Linked DNA regions of Homo sapiens: regions 1 and 2 are each linked to region 3. A link is a loop called in an ENCODE intact Hi-C map of the cell type or tissue named here. Cell type or tissue: IMR-90. All regions are shown on one strand.

What was found. A loop is a pair of places that touch in the nucleus more often than their neighbours do. Peaks named below come from ENCODE experiments on the same cell type or tissue, not always from the same donor. Only the 100,000 strongest peaks of a DNase experiment are listed, where the experiment ranks them.
Region 1: a loop joins it to region 3, with 9 times the contacts of the local background. A loop is called at or near these places in 49 of 110 quality-filtered maps.
Region 2: it touches region 3 in a loop (3-fold over the local background); 11 of 110 quality-filtered maps call a loop at or near these places.

Annotation. Positions count from the first base shown.
Region 1 is chr5:96,724,534-96,732,533 of GRCh38, reverse strand. It overlaps CAST (calpastatin), which reads right to left. Exons shown (of 32, transcript NM_001750.7): 5 at 5,675-5,740; 6 at 5,004-5,045; 7 at 3,325-3,381; 8 at 2,809-2,922; 9 at 1,674-1,754. Among named protein-coding and RNA genes, the nearest start is that of CAST, 66 kb to the right of the region's middle. In IMR-90, a CTCF peak has its summit at 3,176 (motif pointing right); no DNase peak of the experiment used is centred here.
Region 2 is chr5:96,864,740-96,872,739 of GRCh38, reverse strand. It overlaps a transcript of ERAP1 not described here. Among named protein-coding and RNA genes, the nearest start is that of ERAP2, 7.8 kb to the left of the region's middle. In IMR-90, a CTCF peak has its summit at 3,669 (motif pointing left); a DNase peak (open chromatin) is centred at 3,649.
Region 3 is chr5:96,610,803-96,618,802 of GRCh38, reverse strand. The region is part of intron 4 of LOC101929710 (a long non-coding RNA gene); the gene reads right to left. It also overlaps a transcript of CAST not described here. Among named protein-coding and RNA genes, the nearest start is that of CAST, 48 kb to the left of the region's middle. In IMR-90, a CTCF peak has its summit at 4,607 (motif pointing left); a DNase peak (open chromatin) is centred at 4,522; H3K4me3 peaks cover 355 bases; H3K27ac peaks cover 205 bases.

The DNA.
Region 1 (8,000 bases), 110 kb before region 3:
AGCCAAAATTGACAAATGGGATCTAATTAAACTAAAGAGCTTCTGCACAGCAAAAGAAACTACCATCAGAGTGAACAGGCAACCTACAAAATGGGAGAAAATTTTCGCAACCTACTCATCTGACAAAGGGCTAATATCCAGAATCTACAATGAACTCAAACAAATTTACAAGAAAAAAACAAACAACCCCATCAAAAAGTGGGCGAAGGACATGAACAGACACTTCTCAAAAGAAGACATTTATGCAGCCAAAAGACACATGAAAAAATGCTCATCATCACTGGCCATCAGAGAAATGCAAATCAAAACCACAATGAGATACCATCTCACACCAGTTAGAATGGCAATCATTCAAAAGTCAGGAAACAACAGGTGCTGGAGAGGATGTGGAGAAATAGGAACACTTTTACACTGTTGGTGGGACTGTAAACTAGTTCAACCCTTGTGGAAGTCAGTGTGGCGATTCCTCAGGGATCTAGAACTAGAAATACCATTTGACCTAGCCATCCCATTACTGGGTATATACCAAAAGGACTATAAATCATGCTGCTATAAAGACACATGCACAAGTATGTTTACTGCGGCATTATTCACAATAGCAAAGACTTCGAACCAACCCAAATGTCCAACAATGACAGAGTGGATTAAGAAAATGTGGCACATATACACCATGGAATACTATGCAGCCATAAAAAATGATGAGTTCATGTCCTTTGTAGGGACATGGATGAAATTGGAAATCATCATTCTCAGTAAACTATCGCAAGAACGAAAAACCAAACACCGCATATTCTCACTCATACGTGGGAATTGAACAATGAGATCACATGGACACAGGAAGGGGAATATCACACTCGGGGGACTGTGGAGGGGTGGGGAGAGGGGGGAGGGATAGCATTGGGAGATATACCTAATGCTAGATGACGAGTTAGTGGGTGCAGCGCACCAGCATGGCACATGTATACATATGTAACTAACCTGCACAATGTGCACATGTACCCTAAAACTTAAAGTATAATGAAAATAAATAAATAAATAAATGCAAAAAAAAAAAAAAAAACCTTAAAGGATAAGGTAAAAAAAAAAATTCTATATTGCTATGGGTAGAAAAGGTAGATAACTTCTCATCTTATATTCCTGGGCAAGTATTGGAAGCAGCTCTTCAAAAAATCTAAGGAAGTTATGCCCACAATCACCCAGCTCAACACATCTACTTCATCCTGAGAGGACTTGAAATATTTCCTTTGAAAACTTCTCATATCCATTCATGTTGATGTCATAGTTGTGATACACTAGTATCAAGACAGCTGGCATCAGCATTGAAAGCTGAAAAAGCCGATTCAAATGCTCCTGGAAATTGTATTTGCTTTATTTCATATCTATACATTTGGAAGGGAGAGTCTGAGTCAACTCACATTTTAATGTCCTTGGTATTGATATCAGTACGTTATATATGGCATGTACTCAGTAAGCAGTTATTGAATATATAAATTTACAAATTATTTTTGGTATCTTGTTCACTCTCTATCCCTTAAATGCATGCTCTTCACAAAATTTTACATATAAGCAGTGTTCAGTTTTGCCAGATGATAGGTTATTTGAGCATACGTTTCTCATAAAAGAAACTTGAGAAGCACAGAGGCCCACGTTTCCGTCTGCTTGTGTGTGCTCACCTTGTCACCCGGCTTGCCAGATATTGCAGTGATACCAGCAACACTCTCTCCACCAGCAGAAATCATGTCTTGTGGTTTAGTCTAAGACAGTGAGGATAAAAGGTTGACAGAGCTAAGTATCTCTGCATGGCTATTATCAAGATCATGAGTTTCAAATGTCACTAACATCTGCCAGTTCACCCTCACGGACACCATAAGGGAATGTTTGCTCACTTCTATTGTACATGGTGCAGTGCTAAGCACCACATAAAGCTGGACTCAAGAGCCTAAAACGTTCACGCAGGTAACTTGCGTAGGTCAATCAGGCTAGGTAAGGATTGTGGTAAACTGGAGCACACATACCAGGTGTAATGGCTCTAGTCAATTGTTGCCACGTGAGCTCACTCTTACTAGATAGTCTGATTTTTCAAGAGAAGTTACAATTTGGGATGTTATGTGAAATGCCCTGACTTTGATTGCTGGCAATTAATTAAAAATAATTTTTTAACAACATTGTAAGCCAAACAAAATATACATGTGGCATTTAAGTGGTAGATCACAAATCTGTGATCTCTGATATAAAATATACTGTGAAGCAGACCTCGTTATTATCTTCCAAGTGCTCTCAATGAAAAAGTATTTCTTGTAGATGTTAATTCTTCTAAAAGGTGGCTGCTATTAACTACAGAAGTATGGAAGCAATTTCTAATTTTTGGCTCTGTAAGTTCAGCTCTTCTACAACACGACCCTAAAAATGCTTTAGGATTTCCATTTAAAGAACCAGATAATTCAGGGCACATATGTTCCCCAGCCCAGGTGTGGGGGGTCCAGGAGGCAGCCTCAATCCAAAGCTGCCTGTCTGGGAGACAGCAGAGCCTGCTGCCCTGCAGTCACAGCTGGTTATTGCTGGGCAGTAGGAGAAGGACGGACAGCGCATCCCCTAGACCAATCTGATGCCCTTCTCAAGCCATCCATGCATCCAAGTTCCTACAAGTCTATTTGAAAAACCAACAAAATAATAATACCAAATCACTATAATACAAAATATATTCAGCACAGCCCCATAGATTGAACTACACACCTCAGTGTGAACAGGGGAACCGTATCTTATTATCCAGTTGATGTTAAGGTTTTCCTATCAATCTGCTTCATTTACCTTTGGTTCTGTTGATTTCTCTGATGGCTGCTGTTCAGCTGATCTGGAAACTGCTTTTTTATTGTGAGCATCGTTACTTCCTGTATCTGATGCCTGCTTGGGTAGGCTTTTTGGCTGAAAGTACACACACAGGTGCCCACACACATATAAAGACATTGTTAACAAGATGGTAGTCTTAAACATAATACTGATACTTTTCTCTATAGAATAAAAATTGTTCATAACAGTTGTGCTGTCTGTGGTTCTAAATTATGTAAATTTCAATTAGTGTGATGTACATGTGACAATTTCACTTTAGGTACAAAATTTGAAATAGTGCAAATCCTTCCCCCAAAATTCAGCAAGAATCACATAAATTGTAAACACTGCTATTGCCACAGGATGGCACCATTTTAGCTGAAAAAACTAATATCCAACTATCCATTGTAGGGATTAGTTTTGAATTAATGAAAGATTTTAATTATATCCCACCAAAAGAGGTTGCCTTATAATTAAGTCCTGATGATAATCATTTACCTCTGTGTGTTCTTTTGGCTTTCCTTCTTGGGATTTTTTCTCATGAACCACAGACAGCTGTCAATTTCAAAAGATTAAACTTGATTACACTGGAATCCAACTTGTAATACTTTCAAACAAGAACAAGAACAAAATTCCAACTAAAACATTCTGCCTTTTTCAGGAAAAGCCCGCTTAGGCCCACTCAGGCCCACTCTTTAGGATCACAGAAGTAGACATGTGGTATCAGGTCAATAGTAACCCTGTCAGCAGTCTCTGAGAATGGTGATTATCAGAATAATGAAAAATTCAGTATTTCATCTGAATAATATTTTCAAATACACGTATGTCTCTAAATTACTGGTTGTTTTTCACAAATGTACACAGATAACACATGAGCCATGTGACTACTGAGTTTGTTGACAGCTAATCCCACTCTAGAAAATATATTTTAGGCCAGGCGCGGTGGCTCACGCCTGTAATCCCAGCACTTTGGGAGGCCGAGGCGGGCGTATCACAAGGTCAGGAGATCAAGACCATCCTGGCTAACACAGTGAAACCCCGTCTCTACTAAAAATACAAAAAAATGAGCCAGGCTTGGTGGCGGGTGCCTGTAGTCCCAGCTACTCGGGAGGCGGAGGAAGGAGAATGGCGTGAACCCGGGAGGCGGAGCTTGCAGTGAGCCAAGATGGCGCCACTGCACTCCAGCCTGGGCGACAGAGCGAGACTCCGTCTCAAAAGCAAAAAAAAAAAAAAACTCCTTTCATAGGATTTACAGAGTTTTGTTTCTTTGTTAGTAGAGAAGATCTTACCACCAGAAACCCAATTTTCTTGCGATTCAGTAGATAAAAGTATTTAAAGTGGAATAGAAGACAACTTCCACTTAGCTGCTGAATTCTTCACTCGGAGTACCCTATGTTCTACCATCCCCAGGGGCCACCAGGAGGCCTTCCACAAAATCAGACAAGCCTCACCTTTCACCCTCACCTGTGCCTGAAGTACCTGGGCTCAAATATCTGTGCTTTTCCACAGGAAACCTTGTGGTCTTGTCTTAGTACTTGCTTTAAGTGCTTGACAAAATAAAATGCAGCACCTTATTGAAGAGAAACATTTGTGCTGCCGTACACAACCTGGGGTTCACCTCCATGCAGAGGCAGAATGGCATTCATTCTGGACAGTCATGGGTCAGGAAAGTAACAGAAGCTAGCCTCCTGTGTAACTGTTAACTAGCTCCACCAACTGAGGTAAGACTGTCACGATAAACCCAGCCAGCCTCTTAGGAAAGATTCTCATCCCTAAGCCATCTAGGTGCTGAGTTCAGCAGACACCTTATTCTTGATGTCTCATTGGAATTGGAATTGGATATTCATTACTACTCTTTGCCTTTTTTCTTCTGTTCCTCTTGCTTTTTTCTTTTTTAAAGCAATCACTATACATATAACAAAAAACTAGATTTGAACAAAATGCTTCTGAAATAGTTTTCATTTATAAAATATTATATATTCTTTTTAACAATATACGGACTTAATGTTATATTTTATATATTCTACATGTACACAGCCATTCAAAAGGGTCTAAAAATTAATTAAATTAGCCAGCAACCCCCTTTACCATTCACAGCTGTGCCAAGGCAGGAAGTTGATTATTCATTATTATTAAAAAGAATCCAAATAACTAACTAACAGACTTAAACTATTTACCTTGGTTGACTGTGACTTCTTCTCAGGTTCTGTTTTTACAGCCTAAGTTCAGAAAAAAAGAAAGAAAAAAAGGAAGGAAGAAAAGAAAGATAGACATAGTTTACAAAGACTATCACAGATTTTCTTCAACTGAGGAAACTCAAAAGAGATGATTTTTAATGTAATTATAAACATTATCAGTTAAGTTTGTTACACTTTGCTTGAAATTGCAACTCTTTAGATAAACAATTAGGTATACTAGTTAATATTCTGCTTTACTATTCAGGGAGCAATTTATATCTCCTTGCTAGGTATATCAAAGATATGTAAAGATTTATTACTATTTACATGGTAACACATAAATGGGCAACAGAAAATAAAAACCTTCATCACAAAGCCAAGGGCACTGTGTTTCCATGCCACTAACACGGTGTTTTTATCAGTGAAATATTCATCACGGGTTTTGGCTGACAGTGTAAAACAATGGGATGGTGACAGAATTGAGGGCACAGAAAGCAGTGAAAATTACTTTTAGTGCCAGAATGTGGCTGATGGGCAGCTAAGCCTACAGAAAGTCCATGATGGGATCTCAGTGTTAACAGAAGACTGTGAATTGCAGTTATTAGCACATGCTGAGCGGGTGATGTAACCGTTAGTAAACAGAGATGCCCTAGTACAATGAACAACATCACCTGTTTTTTGTGTTTTTTCTTGTTAGGAAGATGTGGTCCTTCCATCTGTTGGCTGACTGGAATGGCCTAATATAAGAGCACAGCCCCAGGTATAATTTTATTTTATCTGTCAGTCAAATAAGTAACATGTACAAAAAGGGTTAAAATGATTATATCAATTCTATTCATCTATTGCATCTACTCGATGCATATGTGTATAACTCCAAGAAGCTGTAGGCACTTACATTCTAAGGTCCTAAGCAGATATTTCAGTTTGTGTTTACATTTTTTCAGTGAAGGTTTTTTTCAGCGAAGGTTTCCATTAATAAAATTAATTTCTCATTCCTTTCCTTTCCCTGTGTAAAGACTACATGAATATCATTTTTTCCTATGTATCCAATGTTTAGTTATGATCAAATAGTCACAGATGTAACGGAAAGTTTTATGAAATTCTGTCAACATAATCCCCCCAAAATTGTAAATATTTAGTGCATGGATTTTTACTGGGCACATCACAGTCCTGTATGCAGAGATCGAATTTAAAGTTCTAGAAATGCTTCTACAGAACTGGTTGTAACTTAGCATCTTTAGTATGATATTTTACAGTTTTATCCAACTAAACATTACTTGTGCAAAAACAAGTAAGTACATGCATGCATTCTCAATATAGGCAAGATATACAATCATGAATAAAACTTGATTAAACATTTCATGAACTTTTCAGTCAGAGATTACAAACTAGGGTCCGATGCTTCCTGCTGTTTCTTTCCTTTTTATCTGCTTGGTAGTATCAGCACAAACTAGTGGTTTTTATTTATTTATTTTTATTTGAAGAGGCTAAAGTCAATTATCCTCTTAATTTATCATGTCTTCTACTTCAGTAATGAAGACACATACTTTCTTCAAATAATGGCCCCTTGCTAGGCTAACACACTATTTTGGGAAGGAAACAAAGCTTATGATTGAAATGTTTTTAAAGAAATTTTAAATTTTGGATCCTTTCACACTACATTCTCATTAATGAGTTTCTATTTATGGAACTATCCTTTCAGTTTATGCAAATATAATTTATTAAATGATTAACAAGGAAAATAAGCCAGCTGGTAGTATAGTGCTTTGAATCTATTAATAGCTTGCAATTTGGCAATCAAGATTTTGCATGGGAGAACCTACACTACAATTAAGAATGTATGCTCACAGACACAAGCAGCTTATAATGCAATCTATATTTAAATCAGTAATTGCTGAATTTATTTTTGTAGTGATTGTGCTGAATATAATAATGATGACCATAATAACTAATGTGTATTAATCACCTCTCATGTGTCAACCCACTTTATCTTCATAATAATCCTATGAGACAAGTATTATTATACCCATTTCACAGATGAGAAATTGAGTTTAGAGCAGTTAAATAACTCCCTAAAGACATCCATGGTGGACCTGAGGTTGTGTGTTCTAGTCATCGCACTGCACTCTCTCCCCAGTAGTGGCCAACAGACAATCCCATCTGGACACTTGCTTAGGACAGGAATTGTCCAATATACATTATGTTTCCTTACACAGTCTTGTGAGGCAGGTACTATTATCACCTTCCTCCAAACTGTACAGATAAGGAAACCAAAGCAAAAAGAGATTGTCCAATATCACAGCTGATATGGAACCAGGTTCCAGGGAAAGAGACTTGAGGCCAAAAGTGGTCCCTAGTTAGCCACTGGGGACACTTCATTACGTGCATCTTATTTTTGTCTCTCCCCCTCTTCTCTCTCCTACTTTCCTCCAGTTTCACAGGACTGCCGAGAATTCTCATGATTAATGCTTAGAGAAGGGTGAAGAGTTTGCTGACATTTGTTCTAGGTAACAGGCCACGCTTGAAATAAACATTGGTCCTTGAGCTGAGGCACAGGGGATTAGAATCAGGCAACAGGATGAAAAAGAACCAAAAGAATAAAAAGGAAATCCTATATTTCTGGCTCTCTTTCCTATCTCTTTTCTTTGGTTTTCATGATCTCTAAATTCAATGAGATTATTTATTTATTTATTTATTTATTTATTTTTGAGACAGGGTCTTGCTCTGTCACCTGGGCTGGAGTGCAGTGGTGCAATCACAGCTTGCTGCAGCCTTGATCTCCTGGGCTCAAGCCATCCTCCTGCCTCAGCCTCCCGAGTAGCTGAGACTACAGGAGTAAACCACCACACCTGGCTAATTTTTTGTAGACACGGGATCTCGCTATGTTGCCCAGGCTGGTCCCAAACTCCTGGGCTCAAGCGATCCTCCCACCTTGACCTCTCAAAATGCTGGGATTATAGGTGTGGGCCACTATGCCTGGTCTTAATGAGAACTTTT
Region 2 (8,000 bases), 250 kb before region 3:
CAATGATACTTTGCTACAGAGGATTATTGTCAATCCGAGAATCAATTAGGGAAAATATATGAAAGACAATTCATAAATGTTTTGTAAACTTTAAATTTCTTTACCTGCATCAGTTACTTTTATTCTTATTTTTTGTTTTTTGGGACAGAGTCTTGCTCTGTTGCCCAGGCTGTAATGCAGTGGCACAATTACAGCTTATTGGAGCCTCAACCTCCTGGGCTCAAGCGATTCTCTTGTTTCAGCCATCCAAGTAGCTGGGGCTACAGGTGTGCACTACCACACTTGGCTAATTTTTTAATTTTTTGTAGATATGGGTTTTCACCATGTTTCCCAGGTTGATTTCGAACTCCTGAGCTCAAGTGATCCACCTGCCTTGGCCTTTCTTCCTTTTTTTTTTTTTTTTTGAGACAGGGTCTCATTCGGTCACCCAGGCTGCAGTACAGTGATGTGATCTCGGCTCACTGCAACCTCTGCAGTGGGGAGATACAGAATGAATAAAATGACGAATGGCTCCCTGACAGTGCTAGATGCTTGTAACTCTGAAGCCAACTTATAGTTTAAAAAGTAGCTTCCTTTTCTCTGACTTCCATTTTATTTTTCAAAAGGATCTCTATAAATCTATTAAAAATACTTCTAAGAATTATTGTTATGCCTATGTTCTTTTTCAGACAAAATAGAGACAGAGTCTATATTATGGGCTTAAAATTTTTAATTTAAAGAAAATCAGTGAAAGTTTATGTTAGTATAAAGACTCAGAGCCTTATGCAAAATATGAGAAATGGGGGTAGGGAGGGGAAATTCACCTAGTAAATGCAATCTATAGCTTCTTTTAAACTCATTCAGTTGTAACAGAAAATGAAAACATGTATTCTCAGAATTTTAAATCAGTAACTGACAGGAAGATGGTTTTTCAAAAATGGTTATCTTTTGCAATGCCTTCCACAAAGCACTTACTGAAAACAAAAACAGAAAAATGCCGCCATAAAAATCTGATGTTGTTAAAGTGGAACAGAATATTAGACAAACTTGACATTGAACAACTGCTATTTTACAGCATTAAAAATTTTTATTTAGTAGCCAAATGAAAAATGCTGGTGCCTCTGTTATTTTCTTTCCAATTACAGATTATTTAAATAACTGATGACACATTCTCAAACAGGAAAAATGATGGCAAAATAAACCAGGGTGATTCTGAGCTTGTTAAATATTTTGAAAGTAAATTTGCATGCTTTCAACCAACCGATTAAAACCAACTGATTAAACCAAATCAGTAATGTTTTGGCTTCTCCCCTACTTAAAAATTTAACTAAAAGATCTAAAAAAACTTTTGCTTCTGGCCAAGATAGAGTAGGGACTCTGATTTATTCTCCTGCTTAAAACAACCAAAAAAAGATGAACAAAAGACAGTTTACAAGACAATGAATATCAGGCAACCCAAGACAGCAATCCCTGGAGAGAAGGAAACAAATAGGCAAGCTCTGTGATTTTCCCAGCTTTCTGCCTTGAGAGAGGTTCCAGGCTGCTTTGCAGGGAGACAGAACTAAGGCAGAGCCCAGCAGATTCTTTGAGTTGAGGAGATGCAGATGAGATTCTGGGAGAGCAAGGAAACCAGAGTTCATAGGATGAATACCAAAGAGGAGAGAGCTGCAGAAAGAGACGAACGGTGTGTGGGAGGGCAGGCTTTGGAAACCTGCTGAGGATTTTCCTGGAGTATTCTGCTGATCAATGATCAATATGCACATGAGCAGAAAATAAACGTTGCCAGAAACTGAACCACTGAAAAGGATTAGTGGGAACAAAGCCTGGTGCTTGCACAGAGACAGAAGTAGTGCTTGTGCCTACCCATCAAACTGGAGAACCTCAAGATGAATGGGCCAATGGGTAGAGTGTGCTAAAGTGTCTTACCTCAGTAGTGGGGAGCAGATAAGTCTCTGCTCTGGTCCTGCCTAACAAATCTTAAAAGCAGGATCCAAAAGGATGAAACTTCTCAAGTAACTTATCTGTGTTCCAGCACAAAACTCAATAGCATAGTAATAAAAGAAAAATCCACCACCCAACTAGGCAAAAAGCTTGGTGGTGATTTTTGAACCAACTGGGTTTATTAACTCACTACATCAAGGGAAAACACCCTGGGGAGCCCTGGGGCATCTCAGAAAGAGAGTGTCAGAAAGGGGTCATTATGGGATGTTATAGGTGATTTGCATGAGAGTTTCATGGGGCAGGGCTTCGTTTTGGTTTAAATGTTCTAAGAAAGTGGGGGTGATTCTATGATTTCGTATCTTATTAAGAGATTAGACAAAGGCTAAGGCTGAAATTGGTGAAGAAACAGCAGTCATTCATATTAGCCAGGACCTGAAGATGTTTGGTCATTTTTGTGGTTTGGACAACGTTCATGTTTGCCTGTGTTCAGACATGATTATGGAGTTGGCTTGTGTTTGTCTTGATCCATCAGAGTCACAAGAGTGGTTGTGTCTGATGTTCATATTCCATGAAATTGTTTGTGTTCAACAGGAGAACACTGAGGTCTGGCTGTGAGTGCCCATTCAGCTCCTGGCTGTCAGAGACTGCCTTTCTCATTACTCTCAGCAGCTCTCAGATTTTGCAGCCCCTGGTCCTACTATCAAAAGCTTAGTCTGCCTCTTGGTTTCCTCTTCCAAATCTGCAAATGCCCCTGGGGAATTTCTGGAATCCCTCGTTCACCTCTTTGGGTTTCCAACTTTTCTAGAATCTTAGCTTAGTAATTCTTCACTATCTTTTTAGACTTTTATGCTTTAAAGATCTTTTTCTATTTTGTCTGTGTTTACAATTGTCTTCAGTGGGAGGGTTGGTCCAATTACATACTGTGCCATTACAGCAAAAGGCAGCACCCTCCCCCATCCCTGTCCCACTTGCAGATTTCCCTAAGCCTCCAAAAAGGTTTTTCTGGGCCTTTTGCCTGGGCACCCATCCTCTTCTCCGAACCATTTCAATGTGGATAGATGTCTGATCACCTTACAATAGCTCCACAGTCTTCATGGTCAGATTATTGAGGAGTTTTCACTAGACTTATGTTTAGGCTTCCCTAATTCAACACTCTTCGTTTCCTTCAGCTGTCTTCCTAACTCTCCAGAGCCATTTGACAATGTTTTTTGATATTTGAATACAGCAAAAAACCCCAAGCCCTTTGTTCCAGACAGATTGCTCCTTCTACCATCCTTTTCTATAAAAATCCTGAATCTACCTGTTATTTTCTAATAAATCTGTAAACTAAATAAATATGAGTGGGCTCATGGTTGTACTTTGGAAATATGTTGAGTAAGCTAATTCTCAACTTTCATCCAGGAGTAAATAGAGTCTTCTTCTTTTCATGAGTGTCCTCTGTTTGTACCTCTCTGAAGCCAACACTTGGTATAAAACTAGTCAGTGGAGGGTAGAGGGTGATGGGTACATACTTTTAAATAAGCAGTTATCAACTAGAGAAGTTATGGATTACAGCCTTCAGGCCATGATGTACAGTTTACCACCTAGCTTTCTGAATTTTATTGACTAATAAGACAGGTCACTCTATCTTCAGAGCAAAGCAACTCTGTGTAACCCTAGCTATGCATTTTAAATTACAATCAGTGTCATCTAGTAGCCAACCAACAAGTTCTCTTGAGCGAAGAAAGCAAAAGCAGCAGGAGCTTCATCTAGTGGTAACAAGTGTAACTGCAGAGACTCCTGTGTTGTAGAGCTAACACTGTGCAAACACACATCTTGAGGCAAATCACACAATCCAAAAAGCAATAACATTCTACGAGTATACAACCCAGACTTAAGATAATCAGATTTATAGGTAGGCTTGGATTTCGATATATGAAGTTGAGGACTGGGGGTGAGAATTTTTATGATACCATTACTAAATCTAATTTGAATGCTTGAATAACTATGCATTAGTAGAGCCTAGGGCAGTGATTCTCAGAGTATGCCTTGCCCCTCCAACAGCATCAGCAGCATACTGAACATTTGTTAGAAATGCAAATTCTCAGTCTTTCCCAAATGGAATTAATTGGAAACTCGGGGTGACGTCTAGAAATCTGTATTTTAACAAGCTTTTGAAACGGTTCTGATACACACTAAAATTTGAGAACCACTAGCCTAGGGTTAGGAGTTCAGGATCTTAAATAAAACATTCCCTCTTTATATCCCAGCTCAATTCCTGAATGGCTGAGTGGACTTGGGCAAGACACTTTTTCTCTAAGTTTTAAGTTCCTCATTTATCAAATGTTGGGAAAATAGCACAAACTTCATAGGGCTGTTGTGAGAATGAAAAGAGATATATCTGTGTTGCCTTAGTCAAAGTTCCCCACAAAAGACAGCATAAGGCAAAGTTTAGGTATTAATGCTCTACTGAAGGAGTGGTAGGTTGTATTTCCAAGGATGGCCACACCGATAACCAGTCTCATTTGCTCTTGTTAGTGAGGTCTCTGTTTCCTCCCCTTGAATCTGGGTAGATTTTTGTAACTGCCTTCAATAATATGCAGCAGGTCATAGAAGGGAGGTGGCTTCTGTGCACATGGAGGGCTGGGCTGACTTTTAAGAGAGAACTGATTGTATACATTTCTTTCCAATGTTGGGTCAGTGACTTCAAGTTGGTAGCCTGAGAATAGAGTTTTTTTGTTTGTTTGTTTGTTTTTCTTTTTTTTGGAGATGGAGTCTTGCTCTGTCACCCAGGCTGGAGTGCAGTGGTGTGATCTCGGCTCACTGCAACCTCTGTCTCCTGGGCTCAAGCAATTCTCCCTGCCTCAGACTCCCAGGTAGCTGGGATTACAGGCACTCGCCACCAAACCTGGCTCATTTTTGCATTTGTAGTAGAGACAATGTTTCACCATGTTAGCCAGGCTAGTCTTGAACTCCTGACCTCAGGTAATCCGCCTGCCTCAGCCTCCCAAAGTGATGGGATTACAGGCATGAACCACTGCACCCAGCCCACATAGAGTATTAAAGCAGGTAAATAAACAAATTATACAAAGCAGTACCTTTTTTTTCCCCACCATGAGAGCTGGTTGTTAAATATTTCTTGGAACTACTACTTCTCCTTGGTTCTGTCTCTCTCTGCTGGTCCTTGGAACCTGCCATGAGGCTATGAGGAATCCCAGGCCCACAAGTAGAGATGACTTGTTGGCATTCTGGCAGATACTTCCAGCTAGGTACTTCCAGGTGACAGCCAGCATCCAATACCAGACAAGTGAGTGAATGAGTTTCAAATCATCCCAACGCCACCCTTCAAGAATTCCACCTAAGACTCCAACATTTTGAAGCAGAGAAGAGTCATCCTAGCTATGCCCTGTCTAAATTCTTGACCTATAAAAACTGTGACAAATAGTAAATAATTATTGTTGCTTTAAGCCACTAAGTTTTGTGTTAATTTGTTATGCAGCCATAACTAAAGCACAGGGTATAATCTCAGGGAGAAGCCCAGCACGGTGGTTCATGCCTGTAACCCTAACACTTTGGGAGGCTGAGGCAGAGGGATTGCCTCAGCTCAGGAGTTCGAGACTACCCTGGACAACATGATGAAACCCCGTCTCTATTAAAAATACAAAAATTAGCTGGGCATGGTGGCGGGTGCCTATAATCTCAGCTACTCGGGAGGCTGAGGCAGGAGAATCACTTGAACCTGGGAGGTGGAGGTTGCAGTGAGCCAAGGTTGTACCACTGCACTCCAGCCTGGGCAACAGAGTGAGACTCTGACAAAAAAAAAAAAAAATATCAGAAAGGTAAAGCAGGGAAAAAGGGAAGTGAGGCAGGCAGAGAAGGAGGGAAATAAGCACAAAGCTAGGTACTGATGACCCAGTCACTCATCAAGGAAACGTAGCTGGTTGCTTGGTCCTGTGGGACATCCCCAGAGAGGCAGTATGGAACTCCTGGCTTCAGAATGGTTTATTTATAGAGTAAAAGGTGGACAAATGATCTGCTGACTTCTTCTTCTCCTGTTTGTCAATAGCACATCAACTCCTCAGCACTTCCAGCTTGTGTCAGCAGGTCCCTCCTGGTGGCTGACCAGCCTCCAGGCTGGCTAGTGTGCATGTACGAGGTCTCTCCTAGAAGGTGCCTTGTGATGTCTCCCAAGTTTCTTGTGGCTGTAATGGCAGGAACTATGGCTTTATAGCTGCGGGAATGACATTGGCTATTACTAAAGCAACTGCACCCAGAAAAACAACTCAGGCCCTGGGGCAGAGCTGGGATGGCGTATCAACCGGGTTGGGCATACATGTTAAATAAACATCCTTAATGAATGTTGGTTATAATTATCACTATTACTACTATATGTTACAAACACTGATGTTTGTCTATTTGTTTTCCACACAGATGTGTTTTTATTACTAAAATTGATATGAATATTGAAGAACGTAGAGATTAGCCTAAAAGTTGGCTCTTTAAGGCAAGAGTCACAGACCAAAATATGGGATGCATTAAGTATAAACAGCTTGTACACACATTAATTGCAGAGTTTAGATTATGTTGACACTTAGGAAGGGGAAGAGAACCAGAAAATGTGATCACTTTACCAAAGGAGAAAGTACAGGCTTGGCATAATGAGAGAATAAGGCATAACACTGGAAGCATGAAGCATGTAGATAACACTACTAGGCTTTGTACTTGTTTAAGCTAATAGCTATATTTCATTTTTAAATGGCTCCTTTTGTAAATACATAGAATAGTAATGTTACAAATAGATGTTACAATTGCTGTAAGTATGTATATTTGGTAGATTGAGTATGAAAAAAGCGATCTTGTATAGAACATACATGCGTAGAGTAAAAACACAACTAATTTTTGTCAGTCTGGGTGTAATGTCTTTGAGAAAGAAAAGTTCTTGACAAGGCCTGATGAAAGCAACATGGTTTGGAAGACAGTATTGCACCGCTTGTGTGGACCTATCTTATTTGACCATATGTAAATGAAGGCCATTCATCCATTCCAAAACCCTTATTGAGTATGCTGTGGAACTAGATTAGATGTGGTGTGGTAGGTGGTAGTAGAATTAAATGTTAGAGTTAAAGAAATTTTAGAATACAGTACTGGTATGGCATAATTAAAGCCTAAAGTAAGAAAAATGAAAAATAGAATAGTTACCTTTATTTTTTGGTAGACTAAAAACATTTGAGGGTTATTTGGAAATTGTATTTATTTTCCACTGCTGATTACCAATTTAGAAAACAAAACCTCAGATGTATTACTTGTAGAGAACAATTAACTATCTACCAAGTATTTCTACCTGGGTATTTTGACATCATTTCTGTAGCTTGCTAATGTTAAGCAAATCTCCCATTTCCTAATTTACTTAGAACTAGTTCGTACTTTGGAAAGCAGTAGGGCTTTTATACACATATTTACAATTGGAACAGGAGCAAAGGCCAACAGGTTATATTATTTCAGTGAAGACATTAGAAATGAAGGAAATGGACCTCCTTCCAATTCTGTTCTGGTTGGGTACTTTAATCACATTTTTTCTATAAGTTGCAGGTCTTGACTAATTTTCTGTGTCTATAAAAACATTCAGAGACATTTCCCATGATATGGATAAAAATTTCACTCATTTAGAAGACAAGGAGGATGGAACAGGTCATAAGTTCAAAGGAAAATAACTCAGTGTACTATCAGGGACCATATCCCATCACTTCAATTGTAGTTAATTATTGGCTAAAAATCCATAGAAAAATTTCTAGGAAGAATGCATACAAAAGTTAAAGGACAAAAATAAAACATTAGCTTTAGTCCAGGGCTTGTTTTTGAAGTTTTTAGCTCTCTGCTCAATTTCCATGTCTTTCAGATTATTAGCTCATATTTGCATTTCTGTATCCATAAGATTTTTACTGAAGACACACCTTTTTATAAATTGGACCTTTGATAATATTTTTATAGTTTTAACTTACACATATATAAGTCACTTTGAAAAAAAAAGTATTGTTCCCTTTTCAACCTATCAAATCTTTCCAATATTCTAAGAAAATTACTATTGAACTTGCATTTTCAAG
Region 3 (8,000 bases):
ACGGGGTGGGGGAGGCTCGGGCATGGTGGACTGCAGGTCCCGAGCCCTGCCCTGCAGGGAGGCAGCTGAGGCCCGGCAAGAATGCGAGCTATTTGAGGGTGGCGTCAGTGAGCCGGCACTGCTGGGGGACCCAGCGCACCCTCCACAGCTGCTGGCCCAGGTGCTAAGCCCCTCACTGCCTGGGGCCAGCCCGCTGCCCCGAATGCGAGGCCTGCCAAGCCCGCAACCACCTGGAACTTGCGCTAGCTCGCGAGCGCCATGCGCAGCCCCGGTTCCCACCCGTGCGTCTCCCTCCACACCTCCCTGCAAGCTGAGGGTGCTGGCTCCAGCCTCAGCCAGCCCAGAGAGGGGCTCCCACAGTGCAGTGGCAGGCTGAAGGGCTCCTCAAGCATGGCCAGAGTGGACACCGAGGCCGAGGAGGTGCTGAGAGCAAGCAAGGGCTGCTAGCACGTTGTCACATCTCACTAAGACCAGGAGAATACCAGGCAAACCAGGATGGCTTTTCACCCTAGCCTGACTGCAAAGCTCTGTTACATTATCTTTAAGCCAAGAAGCACAGAGCTCAGATAGATCTCCCAGGAGGGCAAAGGACTCTCAAGAATATCCTAAGATGCTCAACATTTACCTTCTGCCTGAAAATCTGTTCTCCTCTCTGCAAGTGGGCCCTGGAGTTAGCCCTGTAGGACTGCGTGGATGGAGCTAAAGTCTCTGATCTGTTTTCCCATTCTAAGCCAAGCTCCTGCCACTGGCCCCCCTCAGTTAACACCCCTAGAAGATCCTTGTCCTGTGTGGAGAGCAGAGCCTTGTCCTATGTGGGACAGACCCCTGGTTCCTGTCCAGCTAGGCAAATGCTATTCCTTCCAGCTGAAGTAATCTCCAAATCCTCCTCCCTCCTTAAGACACCAGATAGAACTGCTTAAAAAATTAGAATAACCTCTACATCTTCCTAGTAAAATCCTTTCTCCTAAGAGTGTTTTTTTTTTTTTTTTTTTTTTTTTTTTTTTTTTTTTTTAGATGGAATTTTGCTCTGTTGCCCAGGCTGGAGTGCAGTGGTGTGATCTTGGCTCAATGCAAGCTCCGCCTCCCGGGTTCACGCCATTATCCTGCCTCAGCCTCTCGAGTAGCTGGGACTACTGGCACCCACCACCATGCCTGGCTAATTTTTTTTTGTATTTTTAGTAGAGACGGGGTTTCACTGTGTTAGCCAGGATGGTCTCGATCTCCTGACCTTGTGATTCGCCCGCCTTGGCCTCCCAAAGTGCCGGGATTACAGGCATGAGCCACCGTGCCCGGCCTCCTAAGAGTTTTAAAAGCAATATTATTGATGCCTGCATAAAGATTAAAATATACAAACTTCAGGTGAATAATGTCCAAGCTCTGTCCCTTTCTTTTTTTAGCTTGTCCTTTAGTAAATGATGACAATGGCATTTTGTAGGTGTTTTCCAATTTGAATATACCCAAATAATCGCCATTTTTGTTGGGGGTTCCTAGCCTGAGGTTTCTAGATAGGACTTGGGGGGATAAATGAACCCTACCTAAAGTTGTGTGCCCTGTTGTGTGTGTGTGTGCTCTTTTATAGGGCAAGAGTCTGTAGCTTTTACTACATTCTCAGAGCAGTCAGTGATTTAGAGATAGTTGAAAATCACTGGTGGAGAATTAACAAAAAATCAACTTGGGAATTTTTAAATAAAAGGTGTCTTTATTTTATAAAGTGATTCACAGTAGCAACCTGTCCCAGTGTGTTAGCCTATGATTCAAGCAATGGCCTTGATGTGTCAACGGATTAAGACAGAGCCATAAGAAAGGTGTGGTCAAGGCAGCAACAGGGAAGTGCGGCTGAAAGCTCCAGGGCACCATGCCCTGCCCTGCCATGAGAGAACCAGAGGCTTCGGACTCAGAGAAAAGAGTCCTGGGGTCCAAAACCCACTACCAAAAATTTTTTTGATAATCTTGGCCAGTGGTCAAGATGCTTGGTGTCTTATTTCTGGTGTATATGTATATGTATATGTGTGTGTGTGTGTGTGTGTGTGTGTGTGTGTGTGTGTGTGTATATATATAGAGAGAGAGAGAGAGCGAGCGAGCGCTTGGTGTCTAAGAGGCCACACATTGGACCCTGGACCTCAGTTTTAAGTTCATACCCCAACTCCACATCCTGTAGCCACATGATTTTGGAGAAGTACCCTGACCTGCTAAGCTGCTGTTCTCTTCCCTGTAAAGTGAAGATGGTACCAGTGCCTACCTCAGAGAATCTTGGTGAGGATGGAGTGTGATGATACATGCAAGTTAATTAGCAATACAGTCTGTGCCACATCAATGTCCCAGGCACTAAAGTGGATGGTGGCCATACATGAGGCTGGAATTCCTGACTTCTAGAAGCTTCTTGTCAGGAGGAACCTACTTGGTTGCTTTCTGTCTCTGACTCTTCAGTAGGACCTCACAGGCTGGAGAAGGGTTAAGGGAGGGGCTCCCTTAGGACACTGCCCTACAGAGCATCACTTCCATGCTTAGATGAACATCTTCTAGAGCTATGGATGAAGATTTAACACTTGGAGCCTGAGATGTAAACTGTGATGGTTAATACTGAGTGTCAACTTGATTGGATTGAAGGATGCAAAGTATCGATCCTGGGTGTATCTGTGAGGGTGTTGCCAAAGAAGATTAACGTTTGAGTCAGTGGGCTCGGAAAGACAGACCCACCCTTAATCTGGGTGAACACGAACACCATCTAATCAGCTGCCGGCATGGCCAGAATATAAAACAGGCAGAAAAACGTGAAAAGACTAGACTGGCCTAGCCTCCTAGCCTACATCTTTCTCCTGTGCTGGATCCTTCCTGCCCTTGAACATTGGACTCCCAGTTCTTCAGTTTTGGGACTCAGACTGGCTTCCTTGCTCCTCAGCTTGCAGATGGCCGATTGTAGGACCTTGTGACCATGTGAGTTAATACTCCTTAATAAACTCTAATATATATTTACCCTATTAGTTCTGGTTGTCAAGAGAACCCTAATACCAGAACATTTACACTTGCCCTAGTATAAGTCACTGAGTCTCAGTGGCATGGACCTGTTCTCGGGACCCCTCTTTCCCAGCAAATGCTTGAAGCAAGAACCATTAAATAATAGGACGGCTGATAATCTCCTGATTCCCTACTCACTACCATACACCTCCACCTGACCCCTCTTAGGCTCCCTGGCCTCCTTCCCTGGGGCCTGGCGTGGTGGAGCAGGTTGAATTCTCCCTCAATGTGCGTCTCAGCCAAGGACAGCCCACAGAATCCTTGTCTGTTTCATTCTCCCTGTTGCCATTGGCACATTAGCAAAGCAATCTGATAGACTGGACTATGTGAACACACTCTGGGAGACAGCCCTGTGCAGCAGCACAGACAGTGCTGACTGAGTCAATGGGAGAGATGGTTATGGCAGAGTAAGGGGAGAGGAGGAAGTGAGACCTGCCTAGGGACTGCCAAATGCCATCCTGTACAGCTGCTCTTTGGCTTACGATGGGATAAACTTACTGGAAATAGAAAATATTGTAAGTCAAAAATGCACTTAATACACCAAAGCTGCTGAACATCATAGTTTAGCCTAGCTTACCTTAAATATGCTCCAACAATTACAATAGCCTGTGGTTGGGCAAATCATCTAACACAAAGCCTGTTTTATAATAAAGTGCTGAATATCTCATGTAATGTATTGAATATTGTACTGAAATTGAAAAACAGAATTGAATTGCTGTATGGGTACTCCAAGTACAGCTTCTACTGAATGCATATGATTTCTGCACCATCGTAAAGTTCAAAAATCTTAAGTTGAACTATTGAAATTTGGGGGCTGCCTATACTAGGCTAAAGCCTACTCACAGCTCACTCAAGGCAGCGCTGAGGGCCTCCCCAGTGCCCAAATTATTGCTTTTAAGTAACTAAAAGGCAAGAGAATATAATGAACTCATTAGCCTTCTTAGTGACAGGTGCCTCATTTTACCAAGCTTAGGGTGGGAGCAGTACAAGATGATGGATCCTTTTCATAATTCAACTATATATATATATTCAGTTTTTAAAAAGAAAAAAAGCACTGAGGAAGAGGGGTAATCTGGCACCCCTGGGGAGAGGCTGGGCCTAGGCTTTGGATGGAGGTGGGTCCCTGGCATTATTCTTGGATTTCCTCTGAATCTTTGGACTCTGTTTCAGGTTTATCTGCCTGAATAGCTTCCCGTTCCCCACAGTGAATGAATCATTTCCTCTTCTAATCCCCTGCCAAACATTTCAAATCATGTTTCCTTTTCTTGGTTAAGTACCTAAATTGAACTCACTGTGATGAAAAAGCAACCCATGGAAAACAGTTTTCATTCTCATTTATAAGCCTCCTGCCATAAGGTTTTTGGGAGAAGCTCGTGGGCATGTCCCGGCTGGATGCTTTTGCTGAAAATCCCTTGTCAACACTGAGGCGCTGTAGTAGGTAAGATTGCACACAGCATCAGGAGTGAAAGGCCCTGATTCTGATTCACTTCACCGCAATAACCTAACGAGTCAGGCATTTGCCAACAGCTAACACTCCATCCAGAGGGAAATGGAATCATTTGAGACAAAATGATGAGCTTCTGCTGCCATCTGGTGGAGTTCTCACCTTTAATCATGTTAATTAAAGGGTTCCTCACCAGAAAATGCTGTAGAGTTAGTGGTGGTTCTGGAAGGGGTTCCTTGGACCGGCAGCATTTGTATTACCTGGTCACTTACTGCTGATGATATATTGTTAGTTACTTTATACCTTAGATTCCTTCATTACAAAATAGACATAAAACATCTAACTCATAGGGCTGTGAGGATACCCAGCCTCACAATGCAGATAAATGAACAACAATTTAAAAAACAGTATAAGGCACCCAGTATTAAATCTAACAAAAGATGTGCAATTATTTTAAAAAGTATAAAATTTCATTGAAAGACATTTGGGAATACCTAAATATTTGCAGGCTCCACCCCAGACCTACAGGATTAAGATGTACATTGTAATAGAAGTCCCAGGTTATTTGTATAGAGAATAAAGTTTGAGGTACTTAACGTTTTCTCCAGGGAGATAGGTAGTTACTATTGTTGTTGTTGTTTTGTGCCTTTGAATACCCTTAAGTTGTTTCATTTAAAAATGCTTTAAAGACAATCATCAGAAGACAGAGTATGGATTGGAGGTTAAGAACACAGAATTTGGGGTCAGATAGAACTTGTTTTGCATCCCGTCCCCATCACTGACTACTGATAACATGGTGAGTTACTTAATCTTTCTGGACCTTAGTTTCCTTAGCTAGAAAATGAACGTGAAAATATCTAACTCATAGGGTTGTGAAGACTTAAACAGAAAATACAGATAGCACAAATAGTAGTATTACAAAATCTGAAGTACCTAGTATTAAATCTAACAAAGGATGTGCAAATATGAAAAAAGTATGAAATTTCATTGAAAGACCTTCGAGAATACTTAAATGAAAGGAGAGATGAAACCATGTTCAAGGATAAGAAGAAAACTGTCATTCATCTTCAAATCCATCTATTCTAATGCAATTCAAATTATAACCTCAACTGGATTTTTATTGCTGAACTTGACAAGCTTATTTCAAAATTTGAATGGAAGAAAACAGCTAGGAATAGAAAATTCTGAAAGAGAAGAAGATGGAGAGGGTCACTCTACCAGATATCAAGACTTATTATAAAACTATAGTAGTTCAGGCAGTGTGCTATTGGCACAGTGATGGATGACTTGCCAGTGGAACAGAATAGAGAGTTCAGAAAGAGACTCATACATATTTGGAAATTGGATACATGAAGCAGTGGCATTACAAATCAATAGAACATGCATGGGCTAACTGATAAACATTAATTGGTTACCCACAGAGAAAAATTACATGTACTGTGTATTTACACATGTATATATGTGTGTATGTATGTATATATGTGTGTATATTTATTTAGACTTCTTGTTTATATCATACACAAAGATAAATTGTTACCCCGTTGATAAGAGATCTAAACATCTAAAGCAAAACTAAAATAAGTTTGAGGAAAATGCAGAAGAATTTTTGCATAATCTCAGTGTAAGAAAGAGCATATTAACAAAATCCAGTAAACCAAAATTATAAAGTAAAAGATTTGATATATTTGATTAGATTAAAACGTATTTATTTCTTTAAACCGGTACAAGTGCAGATTTCTCTGTTTTTGTTTTATTTTCTTCAAATTTTAGATTCAGCGGGTATGTATGCAGGTTTGTTACGTGGATATATTGTGAAATGCTGAGGTTTGGGCTTCTATTGAACCCAACACCCAGAGAGTGAACATAGTACCCAGTAAGTAGTTTTTCAACTCTTGCTCTCTTTCCTCCCTCCCTGTTTTGGAGTCCTTAGTGTTATTGTTCCCATCTTATGCCCACATGCATGCAATGTTTAGCTCTCACTTATAATGAGAATATGTGGTATTTGACTTTCTGTTTCTGTGTTAATTCATTTAGGATAATGTCCTCCTGCTGCATCCATGTTGCTGCAAAGGACATGATTTCATTCCTTTTTAAGGCTGAATGGTATTCCATAGTGTCTAAGTATCTCATATTCTTCATCTAAGCCACCATTAGTGGGCACCATGACTTTGCTATTGTGAATAGTGCTGCCATGAACATACAAGTACAGGAATAGCTTTAGTAGAACTATTTCTTTTCCTTCGGATAGACACATGGTAATGGGATTCCTGGGTCAAATTGTAGTGCTATTTTTAGTTCTTCAAGGAAACTCCAAACTGCTCTCCACAGTGGCTGAACAAATTTACATTTCCATCGACAGTGTATAGGTGTTCCCTTTTCTCTGCATCCTCACCAACATCTGTTATTTTTTGACGTTTTAATAATAGCTATGTGATTGGTGTGAGATGGTGTCTCATGCGGTTTTTGACTTGCATTTCCCTGATTATTAGTGTTGTCGAGCATTTTTCCATATGCTTGTTGGCTGCTTGTATGTCTTTTTTTGAGAAGTGTCTGTTCATATCCTATGCCCAATTTTTAATGGGTTTTTTCTTGTTGATTTAAGTTAAGTATAGATTCTGAATATTAGTCCTTTGTCAGATGTATAGTTTGTAAATATCTTCTCCCATTTTGTAGGCTGTCTCCTTACTCTGTTGATAGCTTCTTTTGCTGTGCAGAAAGTATTTGGTTTAATTAGGTTTCAATTTTTAATTTTATTACATTTGCTTTTGAGGTCTTAAAAGCATAAATTCTTTCCCTAGGCCCATATCCAGAAGACATTTTTTGTAGGCTTTCTTGTAGTATTTTAATAGTTTGAGGTCTTACATTTAAGCCTTTAATCCATCTTGAGTTAATTTTTGTATATGGTGAGAGGTAGGGGTCCAGTTTTATTCTTCTGCACATGGCTAACCAGTTTTCCCAGCACCATTTGTCGAACAGGGTGTCCTTTATCCATTGTTTATTTTTGTCACCTTTTGTTAAAGATCAGTTGTTTGTAGATGAGTGGCTCTGTTTCTGGGTTCTGCATTCTGTTACATGGGTCTATGTGTCTATTTTTGCACCAGTACCATGCTGTTTTGGTTACTGTAGTCTTTGTTCTTTTTGTTTAGGATTACCTTGGTTATTATGACTCTGTTGGTTCCATATGAATTTTAAGATTGTTTTTTCTAATTCCATGAAAAAATAATGTTGGTAATTTGATAGGAATTGTGTTAAATCTGTTAATTGCTTTGGGCAGTATGGACATTTAGAGCATGGAATGTTTTCCCATGTTTGTGTCATTTATGATTTCTTCCGTCACTGTTTTGTAATGCTCTTTGCAGACATCTTTCCCCTCCACGGTTAGACGCATTCCTAACTGTGCGTGTGTGTGTGTATGTGTGTGGCTATTGTAAATGGGATTATGTTCTTAATTTGGTTCTCAGCTTGAATGTCCTGGAGTGCATAAAAGCTACAGATTTTTGTACATTGATTTTGTTCCCTGAAACTTTACTGAAGTTTTCTA